Linked DNA regions of Homo sapiens: region 2 is linked to region 1. A link is an interaction called in ENCODE POLR2A ChIA-PET data of the cell type or tissue named here. Cell type or tissue: Panc1. All regions are shown on one strand. Links, peaks and the distances in the headings refer to the core of each region. The heading gives the core; the rest is flanking DNA.

Region 1 (2,928 bases), core at 297-2,796:
TTTCCATTTTACTTTGCTTCCCTGCATTTCGAAGCTGCTCTTTCTGGTCCTCCCCACCACCCCACCCCCAAGACTTGTGTTTGTTAATAGAAATAATTTTTTTAGGTATTGGGGATCCATTGTCTATATTTCAAATCAGTTTTTTTTCCTCAAAAACTTGTGTTTGTTATTAGAAATGATTTTTTAGATATTGGGGATCCAGTGTCCACACTTAAAAGTTGTATGTGTTTAAAAAACAACAACAGTAATGTGCAAGGTGAAATGCTTTTGGATAAACGTAAGCCTATTTTCTGACGTTTCTTAATGCAAACTCTTTGCCTTAAATGGTAGAATATTTAGAAATTTGCACAAAATTAAAAAAATAAACATTGTCTTGGAGGGTTAAAAAATAGAAAGGTGTATGTGTATAGATTCACATACACATATGTATATACAGGCTGACTTGATCTAGAACATTAAATCCGCCCTGCAAGTTAACCCCCCATTGCAATGGTTGCCTTAAGGTGTTTGCTAGTTGTGTACATAGTGTGGTTAATCATTAGCTACACTGCTTCCCACTTGATTAGAGCAATGGGAAGCATACTGTGGCCTACCAGCATCTGGAAGTGTGTGCTCGATCTGTATGTGTGCAGAGGTGGTGTGGATGTGAGCGTGCATGAAGGAAAAAAAGCTGCTACTCCTAGTAGGCCAAACGCTCAGGTTAAACAACTGACGAGTGTTACTGTAGGGTGTTTTTTTGTTTTTTTGTTTTTTTTCTTCTATCAAATTGCTACTTTTGTTGTGGAAGACAAAAGCATTTCCATTTCAACGAGTTTGTCAGCTTTATTAATGTTGGGCAAAAATTGATATGTCATGAAAATGAAACAGATCTATAGTTTTGGGACAAAATTATAAAATGAAATGTGTAGGTAACCTATTTATATACTGCTATAAAGTATTTTTTGAAGAGAGATATGCAAAGAAGCTATTACCTACATAAGAGGTATATTTAAAGATTTTTTTTTTCATCCTGGTGCCAGGAATATAAAAAAGAGTGGATATATTTAACCATAACATACTGTGATTCATCAAACAGCACAAACTTTCATTTCATGGAGTTTATCTGTTGACATTGATTTAAACTGTCACTTGTTTTATCATGTGGGAACATAAGTTATGTGGTCAAAAATATAAGGATTTTGAATTAATGTTGATTCAAGTTGTATTGTCTTATTGTATTGTCTTTTCAAAGTGCTGCCAGTTGAAAAGGGAAGCATTATGTTTACAAATCTGTTTTGAAATGTTTGCCAAAATTTTGGTAGTGTCTTTAATAAAGATGTTTGTCTCCAGCATCCAGAAAAATAAATGAATAACTTTGTTGTGTATCACTGTAAACCAGAAAAATGTTGGTTATCTAGAAAACTTGAGAGAGCATGTAGATTAACTTTTCTCTTTGGAGTTCTAAAACATTAACTGGAAAGATTAGATAATATACTAAATGTATACAGAAGTATACAGACTATACAAAGACTGAAACAAGTCCCTTTTGCACTACAACTCTATAACATTACCGCAGAAATTTTGGTTCTATGTAGCATGGACCTCCTAAGGAATTCTGTTTCTTTTAGCATTGAGATCCCTGGTGCTCTTTTTTTACCTCAGAATTGGTACAATCATTATTAAACGTTAATTTATTTCAAACTTTTTAATTGAAAAAAGGAAAGGGAAACTTAATTGGGGATAAATTCAGGCATCATATTATTATGATAGAGTCTCCTGAGTGGTTCGTCTATAGGTAATGAACTCATTGGTGTTATTTCTTGGACATCTTGGCCTTTTAATCAAAGACTGTGTGCTGCTATTTGCTATGAGCAAGGTTTCTCAAAAGCAAAAGGTGCTTGGACCATTTGGATCACCTGAGTTAGAATCTCTAGGTATAGGGCCCAAGTATCTGCATTTTCACAGGTTTCTTGTAGGTGACTTTCTGCAAGCTAAAGTATGAGAACCATTGGCTTGGATGTAGTTCTAAACTTTTAGGTCTGTAAATCTTGAAATCTTGAACTGAAGGTCAACTATTGGCTTTTTTTTTTTTTTAATGTCCATCATGTCAGCAGGTGCAAATCACTTTTCCCCTTTGCATGATCTGAGGCACCTCCTCAGTTGTTTCACTGCCAACTCTTGTTTCAGAACCTGTTTACAAACAAGCCTTCCAGTTGGTGAATGGTTAGCCATTGGAGCTCCTACCCTGTACATCAGCACATCTTCTGGTTTACAAGTTGGGTAACAATGAAAGCTGGAGATGCTAAATGGAAATCCAGCATTGCATACCCTTAGACCTGATCACATACCAGTAAAAGCCTTAATTTAGATGTTAGTTGTATGTGTTGGACAGATCCTTGCAAAAGTGTGTCTGTCTATTAGTTGTAAATTTGAAAATTATAAATCTCTGAATCTGCTACTATCCAAGTTTCATCCCTTTTGAAGATGAGGCATGAGCCTATTAAAATATTTATAATCATTTTTCGTCCCCTACTGCAAGACTTTTAGATTCTTACAAATGATTACTACAGGAATAGTGGCCACTTAATGTCAGTTACTCCGGTGGAAGAATTTATCTAGTTTTTTTTCTTTTCTTTTTTGGAAGGATGGTGTGAAAAATAGCAAGATTAGAGAATGAGTTGTATAGTTTTTTCTATCACATTTCATCTAAAATGATTTGAAGGACTTTTGAAGATTTTTACCAACATCCTTAAATCAACTCCAGGTTGGATGAACAACTGATTTAAAACAAACTAAGAGAACATTAACTAGATGTGGGCTTTTTAAAATATATAGGTATTGCATTTCCTACCTTGTTATTTATTCCACTTTGAATACTTTAGAGGGCTTAACTTTCAACTCTTTAAGGTAGTAATGGATAGTTTTATACTTGTTCTCACAAAATTGTTA
Region 2 (2,928 bases), core at 280-2,779, 440 kb before region 1:
AGCTGTGTCTCACCATGAGCCTGAAGGAAAAATACAAGGCTGAAACATGGTCTTATAATAAATGGTGTGAATTCTCCTACCCTCCGTGGCTACCCCTGAGGTTTGTTTTGTTTTGTTTGTTTTGGGAGAAGAAGGCTTTTATTGATCTCTTGTATAAACTTTCCAGATGGGCATATTTGATTTTCCTCTTTTACAACTGGGGGACTCTGAGGCCTCCTTTATCCCAGATCACTTACAGAGCCAGTGATTAGGTGAGCCATGAGGGGCTTCTGGCTCCTAACAAAGTTCTCTTATAGAAGAAGCAGAAAAGTGTCAGGAGTGACTGTTCCACCTTCTGCCAATGACATGTTGACTGTGTGATAAGAAACAAACTTTGGCCCATGAATGATTATATCCCCATCTTTCCTCTCCATATCACTATCATCTAAGGCTGAAAAAGCAAAACCAGTTAGACAAGGATTTAATCCATAGTAATCTCTGCATTGAAAAGCCTTCCAAATCTGTGACATTTCTGTCTATAAACCCACCAGGCAGGGATAGTGCCAGGATAAAGATGAGATTCAGTAAATATGTAATGTTGTCAACAAAATAATCTCCTTAAACTCTGACCTTTGATTCAGCTAGTTACTTGCAGAAAATAAATAAAAACATATTTAAAAAGCATGTTTTTATATGCTGGTGAGTATATAAAAACAAGGAGAATAAACTGCAATACAGCATGAGCTGATTGATTGAACTGAAAAACAGGAATGATTTGGTGTTTTGCCTAAAATAACTGAAAACATGAATGATGTAGTATTTTTGTTTAAAATAACTGAAATGTTTTTCAACAAGTTGATTGAGTTCATTACTGCTGTTGGTACAGGCTCTGCCTGTGTTTCCCGGTTGCATAACTTAGAAGTGGGGGATGCCACATACTTCCCCTTTGTCATCTTCTCCTACCTCCTCCTTCGGTTTGGTTTCATGGAGTTCTGTGTGTAAGAAAGGGAACAAGAGTAACGGAGGTAATCTGACATTTAAGGAAAGATAAAGGAGAACTAGATGTGGAATCATTAAACTGGGTTTTAGTCTCTTCCCCTGGTCCTCAGTTTTCTCATGTGTAAAATAAGGTGATAGGACTCCTGAGTCAAGGTTTCTTAACCTGTAGTCCACACCCTCAGCTACATAAACCTTCTAAAACTGAACATAAAAATCTTTCCTGGAAATGGAATCCATAATTTTTATCTGATTTGCAAGTGTCATCAACTGTTGTCCTAGATTATTTTTAAGGTCACTTCCTGATCTAGTATTTTATTATTGTCACAGGCAGAAAATCCCAGCAGATATGCAGTGGCATGGATCCAAGTGACAGAGATGAGCACAGAAGTTACTGCTTTCCTTATTCCTCTCCTGATGCTGAGCACCCATGACTCTTCACCCTCTCCCGAAGTCACTCCAGGGTCCACACACTCATACATAATGGGCTACCTTCTCAAAAGAAGGGAACCCTGGGTTCAGAACACAAGACATAATACCTTTGCTGTTATGAAATCATGAAAGAATTCTTGGATGTTCACAAACTAGATTTGCCCAGCTCCCACAACATCTTATTTTCATTAGCTTTGACTAAAGGGAAAATTCCTCGTGACACTGTCAAGGGAAGCTTTAGAGCGACTGAAGTCATATGCTGATTGTTAGAAGCTTCTTAAAAGCATGATTTTCGTTGCCATCTAAATGTATAGAGGCTGATAAACTGCATAGGAACTGGGGAAAAAGGGGTGAGAAGAAGTAATAATAAAACGACGAGCTATTGAAAAGGTGTGACCATTAAAAAATCCCCAACTGATACATTTGTCCATAAAATGAAGCCCCTTGAGACATCACCATGTTTCCTCTGTTCTTACTAAGCTAAGTGAGAGGTGAGTGGGCACTGAACCTTCTCCCTTCCTCACTGACACAGAGATGGTGGGGGAAGCCAAGGGGAAGCACCTCTCTTCTGTCCACATCTTGGAGTCTGGCTAACTCTTACCAAACAAGGGAGAAAATATGTCTTAGGTGGAACCATATAAAACTGCCATCTTTGTAAATGGTCTTTTTAAATGGTTTTTTAAAAAACCATCTTTTTAAAAAATGGTCAAATATCAGCAATTTCATATGGTTCAACTATGCAATATCTCCAAAGCAGGACATCCTAACCATTTGGGTAATGACAAGGTGTTCCTGACTCATTGTTCTTTGGCAGAAATGACTAACTCTGGAGAAAAAGACAAGAGATGGGTAATTCACTGTGAAATCAAGTTGGCCCATTCTTAATGATTAAAATAATGTCCTAAAAAGACAGAAATGTTTAACTTCCAAGATATCTTTTAAACCAACCCAGAAAATAGAGTTATGCTTCTTACAGAATTCAATTTAACAAATCTCTGCTCAGAGCCTAATTTGCACAAAGCACAGACTGCTGAATATAGGAATATTTGCAGAGTTTCTTGAGATTAATCTGATAGTGAGGGAGAAATCCTTCAATACATGGAGAATAGCTAATGCCACAGGAATTATTTGTTAACAAAGAAAGGCATCTGGGTCATCAGCACCATTTCTGAAATTGTTAAATCTTGACAGTAACGATTACAGCTTTGTTAGGAGCAGAAAATGTCAGGAGCATAAAGAGTAGCCTGACTTCTCATGTTAGTGCTACTGGACATGAGGCCTTCTAAAGAAAGCAATAATGCAGTAAAATAAGACTCTGGCTTTGTTATTTCTAGCTGCAGCTCCCCAGGGAAACTGGGCAGTGGGGCCTATGTTCTAGGGGGGATCCCTGTAAAATTTACAGCATCTGTGGGCAGGAGCAGGGCTCCTGTTGATTGACATTCCTAGCAAGGCCCATCTGTTTGTTCAGCTTTTTCCTGAGGGAGCCAGAAAGGGCTTGCTTCAGTTTCTTATAATGAGTTG

What was found. Peaks named below come from ENCODE experiments on the same cell type or tissue, not always from the same donor. Only the 100,000 strongest peaks of a DNase experiment are listed, where the experiment ranks them.
Region 2: POLR2A ChIA-PET joins it to region 1 with 12 read pairs; 6 of 35 experiments call an interaction of 5 or more read pairs at or near these places.

The regions. Positions count from the first base shown.
Region 1 is chr5:95,885,805-95,888,732 of GRCh38, reverse strand. It overlaps ELL2 (elongation factor for RNA polymerase II 2), which reads left to right. Exons shown (of 12, transcript NM_012081.6): 12 at 1-2,928. Among named protein-coding and RNA genes, the nearest start is that of LINC01554, 35 kb to the right of the region's middle. In Panc1, for the core only: no CTCF peak of the experiment used is centred there; no DNase peak of the experiment used is centred there.
Region 2 is chr5:96,329,361-96,332,288 of GRCh38, reverse strand. The region is part of intron 3 of LOC101929710 (a long non-coding RNA gene); the gene reads right to left. The region is part of intron 1 of LOC107986365 (a long non-coding RNA gene); the gene reads right to left. It overlaps LOC124901034 (a long non-coding RNA gene), which reads left to right. Exons shown (of 2, transcript XR_007058881.1): 2 at 1,306-1,862. It also overlaps a transcript of CAST not described here. Among named protein-coding and RNA genes, the nearest start is that of PCSK1, 100 kb to the left of the region's middle. In Panc1, for the core only: no CTCF peak of the experiment used is centred there; no DNase peak of the experiment used is centred there; H3K27ac peaks cover 2,500 bases.